Regions from separate parts of the Homo sapiens genome. Here region 1 is linked to region 2. A link is an interaction called in ENCODE POLR2A ChIA-PET data of the cell type or tissue named here. Cell type or tissue: A673. All regions are shown on one strand. Links, peaks and the distances in the headings refer to the core of each region. The heading gives the core; the rest is flanking DNA.

Region 1 (9,997 bases), core at 1,599-9,598, 490 kb before region 2:
AAGTGATGCTGACACACACATACAGTCCCCACAATAACACTGCCACGTGTGTAGACACGTCACCCACAAGGGCTCGGACATCCAGGGATAGTGCCCATTGAAAGGCTGTCACACAGAAATGGAGCCACCAACGAAGGCAGCTACAACATAGACACAGCCTTTCGCATAACACTGACACACAGAAGTGGGTGTTCACCCACAGCATGTCACTCAGGGTAGCAATGACAAACGCAGATCCCTAAAGCCCATCAGTCAGGCACACACAGACTCCGACTCCATCGTTCACAATACCTGGGACACACACAGACATCCATGTGTCCTCCCAACCAAGTTCACACCTGCACACTCACAGTCACCCACAGTCACCCCCACCACACACACACACATACACACACACACAGACGGTACAAGGCCTGCAGAAACACATCTGACAGCAGGTCACACATAATCTTTTTTATTTTTATTTACTTATTTATTTTGAGATGGAGTCTCTCTTGGCTGCCCAGGTTGGAATGCCGTGGCACGATCTCCCGGATTCAAGCAATTCTCTTGCCTCAGCCTCCTGAGTAGCTGGGATTACAGGCGCGTGCCACCACACCAGGCTAATTTTTGTATTTTTAGTAGAGATGGGGTTTCACCATGTTGGCCAGGCTGGTCTTGAACTCCTGACCTCAGGGGATCCGCTGGCTTCAGCCTCCCAAAGTGCTGGGATTACAGGTGTGAACCGCCGCACCCGGCCACAGTTTCCTTTTTATTTTTTTGAGACAGGGTCTCACTCTGCTGCCTAGGCTGGAGTGCAGTGGCACGATCTAGGCTCACTGCAATCTAGGCTCACTGCAATCTAGGCCCATCTCCTGGGCTCAAGCAATCCTCCCACCTCAGCTTCCCGAGTAGCTGGGAGAACAGGTGCGCACCACCACACCTGGGTAATTTTTGTATTTTTTGTAGAGATGGAGTTTTGCCGGTTGCCCAGGCTCGTCTCAAACTCGTTGAGCTCTAGCTATCCACCCACCTCGGCTTCCCAGAGCGCCGAGCCACCATGCCTGGCCCAAATTTTTGTTTGTTTGTTTTGTTTTTTGAGACAGGGTCTGGCTCTGTCACCCAGACTGGAGTTCAGTGGCACGATCATAGCTCACAGCAGCCTCAAACTCTCAGACTCAAATGATCCTCCCACATTAGCCTCCCGAGTAGCAGGTCTCAGTAATCTTGATATACACACACATACAGACCACCCCCGCCCAAGAACACAACTGCACACATGGACACACAGTTGTTCACAGTAAAATGGATCCTCTTAGCCACCCACAAAGACACTGTCACCCACAAAGATATATGAGCACGAACCCAGTGGCCATATGCCCATCGTCACCTACCCTGAGACTTGTTTAGGCACTCAGACACCTGCACATCTACAATAATACTGACATACACACAGACACAGTAACACATGCATACACACTGGCATGCATAGACTCACGGGGAAATGACACACAGGCAGGCAGAAATCCTGTCATCTGGATGCCCACAAACCCAATAATATTTTTTTTTTTTTGGAGACAGAGTCTTGCTCTGTCACCCAGGCTGGAGTGCTCTGTCACCCAGGCTGGAGTGCAGTGACACAATCTCAGCTCACTGCAATCTCCAACTCCCAGGTTCAAGCGATTCTCCTGCCTCAGCCTCTCGAGTAGCTGGGATTACAGGCGCCCGCTACCATGCCTGGCTAATTTTTGTATTTTTAATAGAGACAGAGTTTCACAATGTTGTCCAGGCTAGTCTTGAACTCCTGATCTCAGGTGATCCACCCACCTCGGTCTCCCAAAGTGCCGAGATTACAGGTGTGAGCCAGTGCGTCCGGCCCCAATACTCATTTATTGAGCATCTGTTATGTACCCAGCACTGTTCTAGCACTGGGGATGCAGCTGTGAACAAGAGGGAAATCTGAACGAGCACAGTGGTTCACGCCTGTAATCTCAGCACTTTGGGAGGCCGAGGTGGCAGGATCACTTGAGATGAGGAGTTTAAAAAACATATTAGCTGGGCGTGGTGGTGTGCGCCTATAGTCTCAGGTACTAGGGAGGCTGAGGCGGGAGGATCGCTTTGAGCCCAGGAGTTTGAGATTGCAGTGAGCTATGATGGCACCACTGCACTCTAGCCTGGGTGACAGCGAGACCTAGTCTCTTTTAAAAAAAAAAAAAAGAATGAAATCCCTGTCTTCCCACACCTGACATTTTAGTGGGGAATGGGATGGGGGGGACACCATGACTGGATGATACAGACTCCAGTCACTCATAGTGACACCAGCAGACACCAGACACCCACGCACACTGGCTCACATGTCGACCTGGAATTACACACAATTAGCCTGATATACACCCACAGCAATGCTGACATCCACACACAAACAGAAGCCCACAGGAACTTACACACACACGCACACACACAGCTGGTGGAGAGACAGCCACCTGCTATAGCACACTCCCACCTGGACTTACAGACACCCACAGAACCCCCCAAAATACCTCAGCAAAGTAGCTTGGACCTGAAGCCCCTATTTATAGACCCATAGAAACATCCTACAAGAGTTCTTGAGACGGAGCCCACCCTGACCCCAAACCCAGGGTCACCCAGCACCATAAGCCTCAGTAGAAGTGTCTGAATTTCCCTTATTAAAAAATTTTTTTAATTTGTTTTTTGTAGAGATGAGGTCTCACTGCGTTGCCCAGGCTGATCTTGAACTCCTGGGCTCAAGTGATCCTCCTGCCTCGGCCTCCCAAAGCGTTGGGACTACGGGCATGAGCCACCGTGCCCGGCCTGAATTCTCCTTCAGCTTGGCCCCTCCATAGCCCCCAATCCCATTCCTGGAGAAGCCAGAACCTTCTCGCCTTCCCCAGCCCTGGCCTCACATCTGGCAGGCCTGGGAAGGAAGCTGGGCTCCTAGCCCACCCACCGCCCACGGGCTGGGTGGGACAGAGGAGCCCCTTGTCTGAGGACCCCTGGCATGAAAGACTCCCGCAGCTGGAAAGGAAGTGGGGGAGGTGGCCTGCGGAGGGTGGGGTGGGAACCTCAGAGCCCACGCAGGTATCACTGAAACGAGACACCCCTGCTTGCCAGTCTAGACAGCCTGGGCCATCACCGTGACCCCACGGAGACCCCCACAGGGCTCTTGGTGTCGCTGGAACCCCCATAATGGGCTCTTTGTCTGCCAGGTCCTGACGACCTCCCCCACCCCGTGTCCCCCTTCCAGGCCCAAGTACACACACACACACACGCACGCACACACACACACACACGCACACACATACAGTTACATACAACACACAGACACACAGGAGCATATATATAGGTACTCATGCGTGAACATACAGAGACACCCCCAACCCCCATGCACCAAGGCTCAGGGTTGAGATCGAGAGGAGACAGCTTGCCACCTCCCACCCTGAGGGACTTCACAGTCAAGACTTCAAGAATCACGGGCAGGACACACGGGCCGCCAGACACCCCTGGGAGCTTGGAGACCTGGCCTTCTAGCCATGCCCACCTTGTTCTTCAACTATTTTTTTTTTTTTGAGACAGGGTCTCACTCCTGTAGCCTGGGCTGGAGTGCAGTGGCGTGACTGCGTCTCACTCACTGCAGCCTCGACTTCCCTGGCTTCCGTCAGCCTCGACTTCCCTGGCTTGCGTGATCCTCCCACCTCAGCCTCCCAAATAGCTGGGACTACAGGCGCACACCACCACACCCGGCTAAGTTTTTCTATTTTTAGTTGAGCCAGGGTTTCACCATGTTGCTCAGGCTGGTCTTGAACTCCTGTGCTCAGTCAGTCTTCCTGCTTTGGCCTCCCAAAGCAGTGGGATGACGGGCATGAGCCACCCGGCGCCCAGCCTTGTTCTTCAGCTTGACGGTAGAGCTGCCTCCATCCATCCATCCATCCATCACTTGCTCACCTGCCTCTGCTAGGACTTCTCACCTCCGACTCTGATCCCCCGACTTGTGCCAGCTGCCCTGCACCTTCCTGGTGCTATGTGTGGGGGGGTGGGGGCAAGGCCCTGGGATAGCGTGGCTTTTTTTTTTTTTTTTTTTTTTTTTGAGACGGAGTCTCACTCTGTCACTCAGGCTGGAGTGCAGTGGCTCAATCTCGGCTCACTGCAATCTCTGCCTCCCAGGTTCAAGCAATTCTCGTGCCTCAGCCTCCCAAGTAGCTGGGACTACAGGTGTGCGCCACCATGCCTGGCTACTTTTTTTTTGTTTGTTTGTATTTTTAGTAGAGATGGGGTTTCACCATGTTGGTTAGGCTGGTCTCGAACTCCTGACCTCAACTGATCTGCCCGCCTCGGCCTCCCAAAGTGCTGGGATTACAGGAATGAGCCACCGTGCCCGGCTCATAACGTGGCTTTTAGAGGGCCGTCCCCCACACCCCACTTATCCCCAGCTCCCCTGCCCAGAAAGACCCTCCCAGCTGCACTGGGGTCAGGTGAGGGGTCCCAGGAACTAAGGATAAAGAAGAAGCAAAATGAAGGCCCTGAAAGACACCCCTACCCCCCATGCACTGAGGCTCAGGGTCACAAGCAGGAGGAGACAGCTTGTCACCTCCCACTCTGAGGGACTTCAAAGTCAAACCAGCAGACAGCTGCAACCAGACAAGCAGGGCAGGGCTGCAGACTCCCTCAGGGGACAGGAGGGGACAGGTATCACGGTCACCAGTCACAGACAGGAGATGGAGATGGGGGGTAAACAGCTAGACACATACAGGCAGATCCAGACAGTTTGAGGCAGGTGCACGGGCTGGGCAGGAGACCCAGATGGAGAACAGATGTGTGAGGGGCATAGTCCGACCCAGACAGACGACCCTGGGATGACCAAGAGACAGGTGGACCCAGATGGACACTGAGGGCCAGAAGCCTGCACGGACCACAGGCAAAGAAGAGAGATAGTCAGACCCAGGATTGGGGCTGCCGGCCTCCTGTCGCCCCAGCCCCAGCTTCCTGGCCTTCAAGACCAGACCCCTCTTCCACTGTGGTCTTGTGTCTTGTCTTAGGGAGAAACCTTACAGGGAACAACCTCCTTGGCAGTTCAAGGCCAAAGCCCTCAGAGGGAGGAGTGGGAGGCAGAAAGGACACACAGGAGGTGTCTGGGGAACCCCCTCCAACATAGCCAGAATGTCTCCTGCCTGATGACCCCCCGCCCCCAACATTAAAGCTGTTCACAGTCATCAAGAAGAAAGATTCCTGTGGGACGAGGTGGCTCATGCCTGTAATCCCAGAACTTTGGGAGGCCCAGGAGTTCGCGACCAGCCTGGGCAACATAGTGAGATCTCATCTCTACAAAACTTTTTTTTATTTGTTTGTTTTTGTTTTAAGTTAGCCAGGCCAGGCACCTGTGATCCCAGCTACTTGGGAAGCTAAGGTGGGAGGATTGGTTGGGGCTGGGAGGTCGAGGCTGCAGTGAGCTGTGATTGCGCCACTGCACTCCAGCCTGGGCAACAGAGCGAGACCCCGTCTCAAAACAAAACAAAACAAAACAACAACAGCAACAAAAAAGAGAATAAAGATTTTTCTTTTTTAAAGAAACGGGGTTTTAAAGAACCACTGCTGGGTGCCGTGGTTCATGCCTGTAATCCCAGCACTTTGGGAGGCCCAGGAGTTGGAGACCAACCTGGCCAACATAGTGAAACCCTGTCTCTACTCAAAATACAAAAATTAGCTGGCCATAGTGGCAGGTGCCTGTAGTCCCAGCTACTCAGGAGGCTGAGGCAGGAGAACTGCTTGAACCCAGGAGGTGGAAATTGCAGTGGGCAGAGATCGCGCCACTGCACTCCAGCCTGGGTGACAGAGCAAGACTCCATCTCAAAAAAAAAAAAAAAAAGAGAGAGAGAGAGAGATGGGGGTCTCACTGTGTTTTCCAGGCTAGTCTCAACTTCTGGGCTCCAGCCATCCTCCTGCCTCCCAACTAGCTGGGACTACAGACAAGAACCAAGCTTTTGAGGAATCTTGAGAGTTCTGGACTAACAGAGCCACTTACCTTCCCAGTCCACAAAATGGGTATATCCTGCTCACAGCGTGATGAATGTAGCGTTATCATCAGTAATGTAATTATTAACACCTGTGCTCCCAACTCACTCTCCTTCCCAAGTCCTAGGCGTTCTCCTCCTTAGAATGATGATCCACAAGGCAGGGGACCGGCCACCTCCCTCGGAAGGGCCTGGACACCTGGGGTGGAGGTGGCGGATAAAGAGAAGCCGATCAGGCCCCCCCACTCCACAGCCTGAATGGGAGGATCTGCTGGACGTGGCGGATGAGCTGCGAGAGAGGGCGCCCCACTCCAGCTCCAGACAGAGGGGTGGGAACGTGACCCCGACCCGGGGCGGGTGAGAGGGCGGGCTCTGGGGAAAGGGCTCTAGAAGGTGCCGGGAGGCGGGAGGGGGGCTTCGGGAGGGCGAGTTAGCCGGGATCGGGCTTGAGGGGCCCTACGAAATTCGGTTTGGGGGCGTGCCCGGTCGGGGCGGACCTTAGTGGGGGGTTGGGCTTCGTGGGGGCAGGACGCAGTCCCGGGGCGTCTATAGAGCAGGCTTTTGTGGAGGGCTCTAAGGGGGCGGGCCCTAAGGGAGCTGGGCTCTTTGAGGACTGGCTTAGGGGTTTGGCGGTGGGCTCCGTGGGAGTCTATATGGGCGGGTTTTAGAGGGAGTGTGTTCTGGGGAACAGGTCAAAAGCGACGGGGCTCTAAGGGGCAGGGCCTGGGCTGGGGCCTTGGCTGGTGGCTCCAGACTGTGGGTGGGGCTCTCGGGGGCGGGGCTCTCGGGGGCGCGTCCTCGGGGGCTCGGCCGGGTTCCGTTGCCACCACCGTGAGGGGTGTGGTGGGGGGGTGGTTCACGCAGCTCGGCACACTTGGGGGTCCCTCATCTACCTTGGGGTTATGCCAGGCGGTTATTTTGGGCCTCAGTATTCCCCTCGGTGAAATGCCAGGGGCCAGGAAATTACTTATTTTTTTGCGACGACGGGGTCTCGTCCTGTGACCCAGGCTGGAATACAGTGGCGCGATCACGGCTCACTGCAGCCTCGAGCCTCGAACTCTTGGGGTCCAAGCGATCCTCCCATCTCAGCCTCCTAAGTAGCTAAGACTACAGGCTCACTACACCACACCCAGCTAATTTTTTTGTAGGGACAGGTATCTCGCTATGTTGCTCAGGTTGGTCTCCATCTCCTGGGCTCAAAAGATCCTCCCGCCTCAGCCTCCCAAAATACTGAATTACAGGCCTGAGCCGCAGCACCCGGCCATGCCGGGTGCACCTTCCTAGGCCGTCCGCAGACCCAGGTCAGGGGCGAAGGCGCGCTCGCCCATCCCTGGTCGTCACTGCTTGGCTTGCGGGGGGTGGGAGATAGGGGTGCGTACCTGTAGGCCTGGGGGCACCCGGGGCGGGGGGGTGGTCGCCGAACTCTGTGCGATCACTGGAGGAAGGGACTGGGGGTCATTTGAGGGATGAGGAAATGGAGAGGGGGCGCCGCAGCCGGTTTTGAGGCCCAAGGGGCAGCCCCCACGTGGCTGCGCGGACTCCCTCCGGAAGTGCCCGAGTTCAGATGCTGTGTGACCGCGCACGCGGGGCGAGCGGCGCCCTCTCTGAACCTCCTGCCTCTCCCCTGTCTAGTGGGGCCCCAGTGCACTTGTAAAGTGGAGAGACCTGACGACCCCCCACCCCCAAGCGCTCCACTCACGCTGTTGTGATTCCTAAACCATCGTGCCCGGAACTCAGTGAAGCTCCCAGAACGTATTACATTGTATTAAAATGGCTTGTTTATCTCCACGTTGCATCAATGCCCTCGGGGCCAGGATCCTCCGTTGCCAGACTTCCCGGGAACACTTGGAATGCCTCCTCCACCTCGGACTAGCAGTGGCCTTTGGCCTCAGTCTCCCCAGTTGACAAAGGGGGGTAATCTGCACCTCCAGGATCACTTTGTGAATTACTTAAGGAGCGGGCTTGAGGCCAGCACTCCCCTGCACTGCTACATCTCCATCCCCATAGCAAAGGCTACATTTTATTTACTAGCATTTATATTTGCCTTGTGTTTTTCCCAGATCTAGGTGCAAACAGCACCTGAAAAGCGTTTGTTTATTTCATGAGAGAAAAGGGGTTCCTTACTCTCTCCTCCTCTCCCTCTTCATGCTCTCTGGTTCCCTGCCACCTACCCCACCCCCGACTCCAGGTCCCGGAAAATTTGCCAAGGGTTTGGGGGAACATTCAACCTGTCGGTGAGTTTGGGCAGCTCAGGCAAACCATCGACCGTTGAGTGGACCCTGAGGCCTGGAATTGCCATCCTCCTGCCGGTGACTCTGACCTTCCAGATCTAGGGGGGCCTGGGGAGCCCCCAATCCAGCCTGGGCACGTCCCCTCCCCTAGGCCACAGCCGAGGTCACAATCAACATTCATTGTTGTCGGTGGGTTGTGAGGACTGAGGCCAGACCCACCGGGGGATGAATGTCACTGTGGCTGGGCCAGACACGGCTTAAGGGGAATGGGGACTGGGGACAGGACCCCCCACCGCCACAGTCACTCAGCCTGTTTTTTGCCCTGACCCCAACCACTCCTCTTTGGAGAGGAGAGCTGGTGTCTGGAATCTGGATGGGCTCTGGCTGGATTTGGGACTAAATATTAGAGGGTTGGGGGTAAACAGGCTGGGGCAGGGCAGCTAAAATCCCCTTTTTTTTTTTTTTTTAAGACAGAGTCTCACTCTGTTGCCTAGGCTGGAGTGCAGTGGCCCAATCTCAGCTCACTGCAACCTCTGCCTCCAGGGTTTGAGTGATTCTCTGGCCTCAGCCTCCCAAGTAGCTGGGATTACAGGCATCTGCCACCACAGTGGGCTAATTTTTGTATTTTTAGTAGAGACGAGATTTCACTGTGTTGGCCAGGCTGGTCTCAAACTCCTGACCTCAAGTAATCCTCCCCCCTCGGCCTCCCAAAGTGCTGGGATTACAGGCATGAGCCACTTTGCCTGGCCTAAAACCCCTTTCTGAAATGTGGGTGGTAAGTTCTGCTCCGTGGAGTGCTCCATAGTTTTGTTTTTTAAATTAGAGACAGGATCTCGCTCTTGTCACCCAGGCTGGAGTGCAATGGTGTGACCTTAGCTCACTGCAGCCTCTAATAACTGGAGTCAAGCGTTGATCCTCCCGCCTCAGCCTCCCCAGTAGCCGGAACCACGGGCACGCACCACCACACCTAGCTTATTTCGAAAAAGTGTTTTTGTAGGAACAGGGTCTCAAAACGTTGCCCAGGCTGGTCTCCAACTCCTAGGTTCAAGCAATCCTCCTCGGCCTCTCAAAATGAGCCACAGTGCCTGGCCAATAAAAGTTTCTTAAATGAATGGATGGGTGGATGAGCTGTGTAAGCGGCACAGCGTCTCTCCTCTGTGTCCAAGTCCTGAGCACACCCTCCCCTCCTGGGACTGAGCTGAGATCTCATCTCGGGGAGGACACTGAAGACCTGTAGGTACTAGGGGTCCCCTCCTAACAGCCCAACTTGCTATCCCCCACCTCCCAACTCCAGAGGGTTCTTTCTCACCCCTCTGCAGCCCCCGCCAGGAAAGGGCTCCCTCCCCAGCACCTAGCCTCAGGGGGCCCCAGTAACTAGAAGAAGGAGGCAGATGTGGTGCTTTTTGTTGTTGTTGTTTTGAGACAGAGTCTTACTCTGTTTCCCAGGCTGGAGTGCAGTGGCTTGATCTTGGCTCACCGCAACCTCTGCCTCCTGGGTTCAAGCAATTCTTCTGCCTCAGCCTCCTGAGTAGCTGGGATCACAGGCACCCGCCACCATGCCCAGCTAATTTTGTGTGTGTGTGTGTGTGTGTGTGTATTTTTAGTAGAGACAGGGTTTCACCATGTTAGCCAGGCTGGTCTCGAACTCTTGACCTCAGGTGATCCGCCTGTCTTGGCCTCCCAAACTGTTGGGATGACAGGCATGAGCCACCACTCCCTGGCCTGGTGCATGTCTTTATAAATAACTGGATGGGCAGGTGG
Region 2 (9,997 bases), core at 1,119-9,118:
ATTTCGATGGTAAATATGCATATGAAAAGATGCGCAACAGCATTAGTTGTTACAGAAATGCAAATTAAAACCACAAGGAGATACCACTTCATACATCTATTAGAAGAGCTAAGATTTATTTTTTATTTTTGAGATGGAGTCTCACTCTGTCACCCAGGCTGGAGTGCAGTGGTGCAATCATAGCTCACTGCAGCCTCGACTTCCTGGGTCAAGCGATCCTCCCACTTTAGCCTCCCAAGTCACCAGGACTACAAGTGGACACCGCCACGCCTGGCTAAGTTGTGTTTTGGGGTTTCTTTTTTTTGAGACAGGGTCTATTTCTGTCGCACAGGCTGGAGTGCAATGGTGCCATCATAGCTCACTGCAGCCTTGAACTCCTGGGCTCAAGCGATCCTTCCACCTCAGCCTCCCAAGTAGCTGGGAACCACAGGCATGCACCACTCTGCCTGATTAATTTTTTGTTTGTTTGAGACATTCTCGTTCTGTTGCCCAGCTGGAATTCAGTGGCACGATCTCAGCTCACTGTAACCTCCGCCTCCTGGGTTCAAGTGATCCTCCTGCCTCAGCCTACAGAGTAGCTGGGATTACAGGCATGTACCACCACACCCAGCTATTTTTTTTTTTTTTTTTTTTGTATTTTTAATAGAGACTAGGTTTTGCCATGTTGGTCAGGCTGGTTGTGAACTCCTGGCCTTAAGTGATGCGCCCATCTCAGCCTCCCAAGATGCTGAGAATTTTTTTGTATTTTTTATAGAGACGGAGTTTTGCCACGTTGCCTAAGCTGGTCTCAAACTTCTGAGCTCAAGTGATCCTCCTCCCTCAGCCTTCCAAAGTGTTGGGATTACAGGCATGAGCCACTGTGCCTGGCCTCAGGTGAACTCTTTTTTTTTTTTTTTTTTTGAGACGGAGTTTTGCTCTTGTTGCCCAGGCTGGAGTGGAGTGCAGTGGCATGATCTCTGCTCACGGCAACCTCCGCCTCCCGGGTTCAAGCGATTCTCCTGCCTCAGCCTCCTGAGTAGCTGGGACTACAGGCGTGCACCACCACGCCTGGCTAATTTTGTACTTTTAGTAGAGACAGGGTTTCTCCACGTTGGTCAGGCTGGTCTTGAACTCCCGACCTCAGGTTATCCGCCCGCCTTGGCCTCCCAGAGCATTGGGATTACAGGCATGAGCCACCGCACCTGGCCCCAAGTAAACTCTTTAAATCATCTTTTATGCTTCAGCTTCTTCCTTTTTTTTTTTTTTTTTTTTTTTTTTTTGAGACAGAGTCTCACTCTGTCGCCCAGGCTGGAGTGTGGAGTGCAGTGGTGCGATCTCGGCTCACTGCAACCTCCGCCTCCCGGGTTCACACCATTCTCCTGCCTCAGCCTCCTGAGTAGCTGGGACTACAGGCGCCCACCACCACGCCCAGCTCATTTTTTGTATTTTTAGTAGAGACGGGGTTTCACATGTTAGCCAGGATGGTCTCGATCTCCTGACCTCGTGATCCGCCCGCCTCGGCCTCCCAAAGTGCTGGGATTACAGGGTTGAGCCACCGCACCCAGCCCAGCCTCTTTTATGTTGACAAATTCAAGTGTCCATCAACAGATGAATGGACAAACAACTGTGGTCCTCCCATGCAAGGAAACACTGGTTAGCAATAGAAAGCAACAAACTGTTGATAAACACAGCAACATGGATAAACCTCAAAAATATGCCGAGTGGAAGAAGCCAGACCCACAATATTACATATTGTACAATTCCATTTATATGAAATTTCTAGAAAAGGCAGAGCTCTAGAGACAGAAAGCAGATTAGTGATTACCTGGAGCTGAGGCTGGGAGTGCGGATGGATTGCTAATGTGGGGATTTGGGGGGAAATCAAAGTGTTCTCAAATGCTGTATTGTAGTAATACTTGCACAGCTAGGTGAGTTTACTAAAAGTCATCTAACTGTAGGTTTGTAATGGGCGAATTATAGGCTATATAAGTTATTCCTCAATAAGGCTATAAAAATGTTGCCCTAGGCCAGGCGTGGTGGCTCATGCCTGTAATCCCAGCACTTTGGGAGGCCGAGGTGGGCGGATCACAAGGTCAGGAGATCAAGACCATCCTGGCTAACACGGCGAAACCCCGTCTCTACTAAAAATACAAAAAATTAGCTGGGCGTGGTGGCGGTCGTCTGTAGTCCCAGGTACTTGGGAGGCTGAGGCAGGAGAATGACAGGAACCCTGGAGGCAGAGCTTGCAGTGAGCTGAGATCACGCCACTGCACTCCAGCCTGGGTGACAGAGCAAGACCCCATCTCAAAAAAAAAAAAAAATGTTGCCCTAAAAATTCGGCTATGGGCTTGTCACCATCCGATCTATTGACTCAACAAGTCCCTACAGTCCCCAACCCTTTTCTGAGCTCTGGAGGCACAGCAGGAAATAAAATAGACAAATATCCTGGGGCTGACATTCTCAGGGGGAGACAGAGAGGGAGCAAGATCAAGAACTAAAATCTAGCAGGGTGGGCCGGGCGCGGTGCTCACACCTGTAATCCCAGCACTTTGGGAGGCTGAGGCAGGCAGATCACTTGAGCTCAGTTCATAACCAGCCTGGCCAACATGGGGAAACCCCATCTCTACTAAAAAAAAAACAAAAATTAGCTGAGCGTGGTGGCGCATGCCTGTAATCCCAGCTACTCGGGAGGCTGAGGCAGGAGAATTGCTTGAACCCGGGAGGCAGAGGTTGCAGTGAGCCAAGATTGTGCCACTGCACTTGTCTGGGTGATAGAGTGAGACTCCATCTCAAAATAAAAAAAAAAAAAAAAAGAAAGAAAAAAAGTCCAGCAGGGTGGTCAGGCACGGTGACTCAGGCCTATAATCTCAGCACTTTGGGAAGCTGAGGCAGGAAGATCGCTTGAGACCAGGAGTTTGTGACCAGTCTGGGCAACATAGCAAGACCCCTATCTCTACAAAAAATAAAATAAACAAAATTAGTCAAGTGTGGTGGTGCACACTTGTAGTCCCAGCTACTCAGGAGGCTGAGGCAGAAGGATCACTTGAACCCAGGAGGTTGAGGCTGCAGTGAGCTGAGATTGCACCACTGCACTCCAGCCTGGGTAACAGAGTGAAACCCTGTCTCAAAATGTTCAGCACTGTCCTGGTCTGTAGATAGAAACCAAAACAAACAAATAAATTTATGTATTCATTTAATTAAATAAACCAAATTAGCCTGGCATGGTAGTGCAGACCTGTAGTCCCAGCTACTCAGGAGGGTGAGGCAGGAGGATTGCTTGAGCCCAGGAGCTGGAGGCTGCAGTGAGCTATGATCGCACCACTGCACCCCAGCCTGAGCGACAGAGCAAGACCCTGTTTCAAAATAAAAAGAAAAAAGAGAAATAAAGAACTAATATATACATCTCTTTAAAAGCAAACGAACAAAAGACTTGGGCCAAGCATGGTGGCTCACACCTGTAATCCCAGGACTTTGGGAGGCCAAGGCGTGCAGATCATCTGAGGTCAGGAGTTTGAGACCAGCCTGGCCAACGTGGTGAAACCTTGTCTCCACTAAAAATACAAAAATTACAACCGGGCGCGGTGGCTCACGCCTGTAATCCCAGCACTTTGGGAGGCCGAGGCAGGCGGATCACGAGGTCAGGAGATCGAGACCATCCTGGCTAACACGATGAAACCCTGTCTCTACTAAAAATACAAAAAATGAGCTGGGCGTGGTGGCGGGTGCCTGTAGTCCCAGCTACTAGGGAGGCTGAGGCAGGAGAGTGGCGTGAACCTGGGAGGCGAAGCTTGCAGTGAGCCGAGATCGCACCACTGCACTCTGGCCTGGGCAACAGAGCAAGACTCTGTCTCAAAAAAAAAAAAAAATACAAAAATTACCTGAGTGTGGTGGTGCGTGCCTGTAATCCCAGCTACTCAGGAGGCTGAGGCAGGAGAATCACTTGAACCCGAGAGGCGGAGGCTGCAGCCAGCTGAGATTGTGCCACTGCACTCCAGCCTGGGTGACAGAATGAGACTCTGTCTCAAAAAAAAAAAAAAAAAGACCTGAAGGGGGCGAGAGAAAGCCATGTGGGGATCTGGAGGAGGAGGTGGTGCTGCAAGTGAGAGTGAGCTGCCGTGCAAAGCCCCTAAGGTAGGAGCATGCCCAAAACGGCGAGGAAGCTGGCCTGGCTGAAGGGAATGAGCAAAGGGGAGAGAAGGAGGAGGTGAGGGCAGATAAGTGCTGAGCAGATCCTGCAGGGCCCTGTGGGCCACAAGAAGGAATTTGGCTTTTGCACTGAGTGAGGTGGGAGCCCTGGAGGGTCCTTGAGCAGAGGAGGGACGTGCCCTGACAGAAAAGCATGGAGCGGGCGAGCAAGGGCAGGAGCCAGGAGACCAGGGCAGAGGAGTCTGCACTGGGCCAAGGGGGAGTTGATGGGGCCGGACCAGGTAGGGGCTGTGGAGGAGGTGAAAAGTGAGTAGATGCTGGATAGATTTTGAAAATAGAGCTCTCGGGATTTGCTGATACAATAGAGAGAGAGAGAAAGGGACAGGGGCAGAGATAGAGGCCAGGCATGGTGGCTCATGCCTGTAATCCCAGTACTTTGTGGGGCAGAGGCAGGAGGGTCACTGAAGCCTAGGAGTTCAAGACCAGCCTGGGCAACAAAGTGAGACCGGGGAAGGAGAAGGAAGGAAGGAAGGAAGGGAGGGAGGGAGGGAGGGAGGGAGGGAGGGAGGGAGGGAGGGGAGGAAGGAGAAAGAAAGGGAGGAGAGATAGAGATAGAGGAAAGAAAGAAAGAAGGAAGGAGAAGAAAGAGGGAAGGAAGGAAGGAAGGAAGGAAGAAATGGAGGGAGGGAGGGAAGGAAGGAAGGAGAAAGAAAGGGAGGAGAGACAGAGATAGATGAAAGAAAGAAGGAAGGAGAAGAAAGAAAGAGAGGGAAGGAAGGAAGGAAGGAAGGAAGGAGAGACAGAGAACGAAGAAAGAGAAGAAAGAAGGAAACAGAAAGAGAGAACAAAATAAAACAGAGACAGAGACATGGAGGACTCCAAGTATTTTGCCCCAAGAATCTGGGCCAAAAGAAAGGAAACAAGGTGGCCGGGCGCGGTGGCTCCCGCCTGTAATCCCAGCACTTTGGGAGGCCGAGGCGGGCGGATCACGAGGTCAGGAGATTGAGACCATCCTGGCTAACACGGTGAAACCCCGTCTCTACTAAAAATACAAAAAATTAGCCGGGCGTGGTGGGGGGCGCCTGTAGCCCCAGCTACTCGGGAGGCTGAGGCAGGAGAATGGCGTGAACCTGGGAGGCAGAGCTTGCAGTGAGCCGAGATCGCGCCACTGCACTCCAGCCTGGGTGACAGAGCAAGACTCCGTCTCAAAAAAAAAAGAAAAAAGAAAAAAAAGGAAGGAACAAGGCTCAGAGAGGTCCAAGGAGTTGCCCTGGCGGTCCGGGGCCACAGTGGCCTTCATCCCCAGCTGAGATGTGTCCCCAGTCTAAGGCCACTCAGAGCCAGGCACCTTCTCCGGCTGCCTCCCAATCCCCGCCCCCCGCTTCCGTCCCAGCACCCTCACCCCGCCCCCGGGCCCCTTTGTCCTCCTCTTCGTCTTATTTCCAGAATTTCTCCTCCCTAGGGAATCCAGTCCATGTGCTTTTGATTCCTTTGTCCTGAACTCATGCGGCATGAGCACCCCTGAAGCCTTATGTGGAAAAATTTGGAGGCTGGGGGTGGGGAGGGGGTCACATTCCTCCCGGGGGTACAGAGCTACGTCGGCATCTCCAGGGCCCCCCAGCAGCAAGCAGGCATCCTCCCAGGCCAGGCCAGACCGGACGCTGCCCAACACAGGCTTTCTTTGGGGCTTGGCCGGCGCCCGACTACAGCCCCGGCTCCAGCTGCCCTGCCTGTCCCCCGCCCCCACGCCTCCCGTCCCAACCTCCCACACGTTTCCTCCTAGAAGCCCAGACCCGTGGGACTTGGCCTCCCCCGCGCCTTCCCTCTCTACTCAGCTCTGCAGCTCCTGTAGGCCTCCTCCCCGGGTGATCACAGAAGGACCAGCTCACCTTAGCGGGACAGGCAGGGCATGGGCGTGGCCAGAGCCTCGGGCAGGCATCCCAGGCTCCCTGGTGTCTCTCTCATCCGCTGGCCTCTGTGCCCTCTTCTCTTCCCCACCCCCGCTCGTGGCCCCTCCTGCCTCTCCATCGCAAAGTCCCCAGAGGAGTCTCCTTAATCACTTGCTTTTGACTGAATCCTGACCACCTGGACCCTGATCTAGCTACTGAGGAGATAAAGTAACCAACACTTAAAAGCTAACCTTCAGGCATTCTGGGAGGCTGAGACTGACGGATCACTTGAGGTCAGGAGTTCAAGACCAGCCTGGCCAACAAGATGAAACCTCGTCTCTACTAAAAATACAAAAAAATTAGCTGGCGTAGTGGCGGATGCCTGTAATCCCAGCTACTGCGGAGGCTGAGGCAGGAGAATCGCTTGAACTTGGGAGGTGGAGATTGCAGTGAGCTGAGATCGTGCCACTGCACTCCAGCCTGGGCAACAAAGCAAGACTCCGTCTCAAAAAATAAAAATTAGCTGGGTGTGGGGCCGGGCTTGGTGGCTCAAGCCTGTAATCCCAGCACTTTGGGAGGCCGAGGCAGGCGGATCACCTGAGGTCAGAAGTTCAAGACCAGCCTGGCCAACATGGTGAAACCCCGTCTCTACTAAAAATACAAAAAAAAATTAGCCAGGCGTGGTGGCGCATGCCTGTAATTCCAGCTACTCGGGAGGCTGAGGCAGGAGAATCAGTTGAACCTGGGAGGCAGACGTTGCAGTGAGCCGAGATCATGCCACTGCACTCCAGCCTGGGTGACAGAGCGACACCCTGTCTTAAAAGAAAAAAAATAGCTGGCTGTGGTGGCATGTGACTGTAGTCCCAGCCACAAGGGAGGCTGAGGTGGGAGGATTGCTTGAGCCCGGGAGTTCAAGGCTGCAGTAAGCTATGACTGCACTGCTGCACTCCACCCTGGCTGAGACCTTGACTCAGCAACAATGAAAAAGTGACAGGGCCAGGACTTGACCCCTGACCATTTTGTTCTACAGCCTTTCATGGGAAAGACAGATGAGTTTTCGACCTTCCAGAGCCTTTGATCCAGAGGAGAGAGGCAGGAAATAGCAAATGGATAAGAATATGCCATTCGGTGACTAGGGCAATGGAGATTGCAAAAGATGGTGGCTGGGAAATGGGGCTTGTGTCGGGGGTCCCTGAGACCACCCTCAGGGTCAATAATTTGCTGAGATTGATAGATCCCAGAAAAGTGGTGTTACTCCCAGTTATGGTTTATTACAGTGAAAGTTACAGATGAAAATCAGCAAAGAGGCCAGGCTTGGTGGCTCATGCCTGTAACCCCAGCACTTTGGGAGGCCCAGACAGGCAGATCATTTGAGGTCATGAGTTCAAGACCAGCCTGACCAACATGGTGAAACCCCATCTCTACTAAAAATACAAAAATTAGCCAGGTGTGGCAGGGGGCTCCTGTAATCCCAGCTACTTGGGAGGCTGAGACAGGAGGATCACCTGGACCTGGGAGGCAGAGGTTGTAGCGAGCCGAGATCCTGCCATTGCACTCCAGTCTAAGCAACAAGAGCAAAACTCCATCTCGAAAAAAAAAAAAAAACTAGGAATACTAGAGGAGAGGAGGTGAGGCAGACAGGCTCCAAGACTCCTCCATGATTCCCACCTCCTGATGTCTGCACTCTGTGTGATCCCTCGAGTGTGAGCTGGACCCAATAACTTGCTTCTAACAATAGACTAGGACAATGTATGCCAGGAGCAGTGGCTCACGCCCATAATCTCAGCACTTTGGGAGGCTGAGACAGAGGGATCACTTGAGCCCAGGAGTTCAAGACCAGTCTGGGCAACATAGCAAGACCCCATCTCTATAAAAATTCAAGCATTAGCTGGGTGTGGTGGTGCACACCTGTAGTCCCAGCTACTCGGGAGGCTGAGGTGGGAGGATTGCTTGTGCTCAGGAGGTCAATGCTGCAGTGAGCTATGATTGTGCCACTGCACTCCAGCCTGGGTGACAGAGTGAGACCTTGTCTCTCTCATATATGTGTATATATATATACATATATTTTTTTTTTGAGATGGAGTCTCATTCTGTTGCCCAGGCTGGAGTGCAGTGCAGTGGTATGATCTCTACTCACTCCAACCTCCGCCTCCTGGGTTCAAGCGATTCTCGTGCGTCAGCCTTCCAAGTAGCTGGAATTACAGGTGTGCAGTATCACGACCTGCTAATTTTTTGTACTTTTAGCAGAGATGGGGTTTCACCATGTTGGCCAGGCTGGTCTCGAACTCCTGGTCTCAAGCAATCCACCTGCATCGGCTTCCCAAAGTGTTGGGATTACAGGTGTGAGCCACCGCGCCTGACCTATGTGTATATATATACATATCTATAGATAGATAGATAGATAGATAGATAGATAGATAGATAGATAGATTTAATGTTACCATTTTATTCATCATGGTTTTGCATTAATCTTGACTTTTACAAAATATCACAATAAAATAATATTTATGAGTTCAGGACAAAGTTCTTGAGTTCTTTGACACCCCCTGAAATTTTGTTCCCAAGTCAAGCATCCACCTTGCCTCTCATTCCAGCCCTACAGCTTAATGATATGAGACCATCGTCATGCACAAGACAGGACTGGATGAGTGACATCTACAGATTCTGCTGCCACACTGGACTCAAGGCAGGTTCAGTTCTGCTGCAGTAACAAGCCAGGGAAAAAAATGAGCCAGGCATGGTGGCACACACCTGTAGTCCCAGCTACTTTAAGCCCCAAATCTCAGGAGCTTAAAACATCAGAGGTTTCACTTTTCACTCAGCCAGCATCTGGCATGTTGCCCGTTGCCAAGGCAGAAGAAAAAGAACATATAGCATGCTCTGCAGCAGCTCTTAAAGCCTCTGCCCAGAAGTGACACAAGTCAAACCTGCTCACATGCCATTGGTCAGAGCAAGTCACGTGGCCACACAAGTGGGTGGAGCAATGCCTTCCTACCTTGTACCTGGAGGGAGAAAGAGCTGGAATATTGGTGAATCGCTCAGTGATCATAGCAGTGTCCCTGGGTGAGGTCCAGAGGGCAGCTGTATGTCTGGAGGTAGACAGGGAGGTCCAGGTGGAGACATGTAAGAGGCTTTGGGATATAATTGGTATTGACTTCTTGGAGGGCCTGATCACCCCCTACTATGGAGGACACATGGGGGTCACCTGCCAGGACCCACAGGATGGGAATCCTGCCCCAGTCTCCTCTGAGACTGGATTTTTTTTTTTTTTTGATTTTTTTTTTGAGACAGGATCTCGCCGAAGTACAGTGGTGCAACCATATAGTTCGCTGCAGCCTCAACCTCTTGGGCTCAAGCAATCCTCCTGCCTCAGCCTCCCGAGTAGCTGGGACCAGAGTCATGTGCCATCAGGCCTGGGTAATTTTTAAACTTTTTTTGTAGAGATGGGGGTGCGGGTCTCGCTATGTTGCCCTAGCTGGTCTTGAACTCCTGGCCTTAAGCGATCCTCCTGCCTCGTCCTGCCAAAGCGAGCCACCGTGCCTGTCCTTCAGCCTGGATAAAATTTGTGGTGAAATACACATGACATGAAATGTTCTATCTTAACCATTTTAAGTGTACAGTTCAGTTACATTAAGAAAATTGTCAGGCCGGGCGTGGGGGCTCATGCCTGTAATCCCAGCACTTTGGGAGGCTGAGATGGACAGATCACTTGAAGTCAGAAGTTCAAGACCAGCCTGACCAATATGGTGAAACCCCGTCTGTCCTAAAAATACAAAAATTGGCCAGGCACGGTGGTGTGAACCTGTAGTCCCAGCTACTGGGAGGCTGAGACAAGAGAATCACTTGAACCCAGGAGACAGAGGTTGCAGAGAGCCAAGATTGAGCCACTGTACTCCGGCCTGGGCAACAGAGTGAGACTCAGTCTCAAAAAGAAAAGAAAATTCTCAGTTGGGCACAGTGGCTCACACGTGTAATCCCAGCAC

Evidence for each region. Peaks named below come from ENCODE experiments on the same cell type or tissue, not always from the same donor. Only the 100,000 strongest peaks of a DNase experiment are listed, where the experiment ranks them.
Region 1: POLR2A ChIA-PET joins it to region 2 with 22 read pairs; 2 of 35 experiments call an interaction of 5 or more read pairs at or near these places.

Annotation. Positions count from the first base shown.
Region 1 is chr19:13,866,502-13,876,498 of GRCh38, forward strand. It overlaps MIR181C (microRNA 181c), which reads left to right and starts at 8,198; the gene lies at 8,198-8,307. MIR181D (microRNA 181d) reads left to right here and starts at 8,374; the gene lies at 8,374-8,510. It also overlaps a transcript of NANOS3 not described here. RefSeq lists a silencer at 6,334-6,473. In A673, for the core only: a CTCF peak has its summit at 6,300; a DNase peak (open chromatin) is centred at 6,580; H3K27ac peaks cover 595 bases.
Region 2 is chr19:14,357,858-14,367,854 of GRCh38, forward strand. It overlaps LINC01841 (long intergenic non-protein coding RNA 1841), which reads right to left and starts at 6,133. Exons shown (of 4, transcript NR_134908.1): 1 at 6,015-6,133. RefSeq lists an enhancer at 8,760-9,054 and a silencer at 8,917-9,006. In A673, for the core only: a CTCF peak has its summit at 4,048 (motif pointing right); DNase peaks (open chromatin) are centred at 4,064, 5,564, 5,914 and 8,904; H3K27ac peaks cover 966 bases.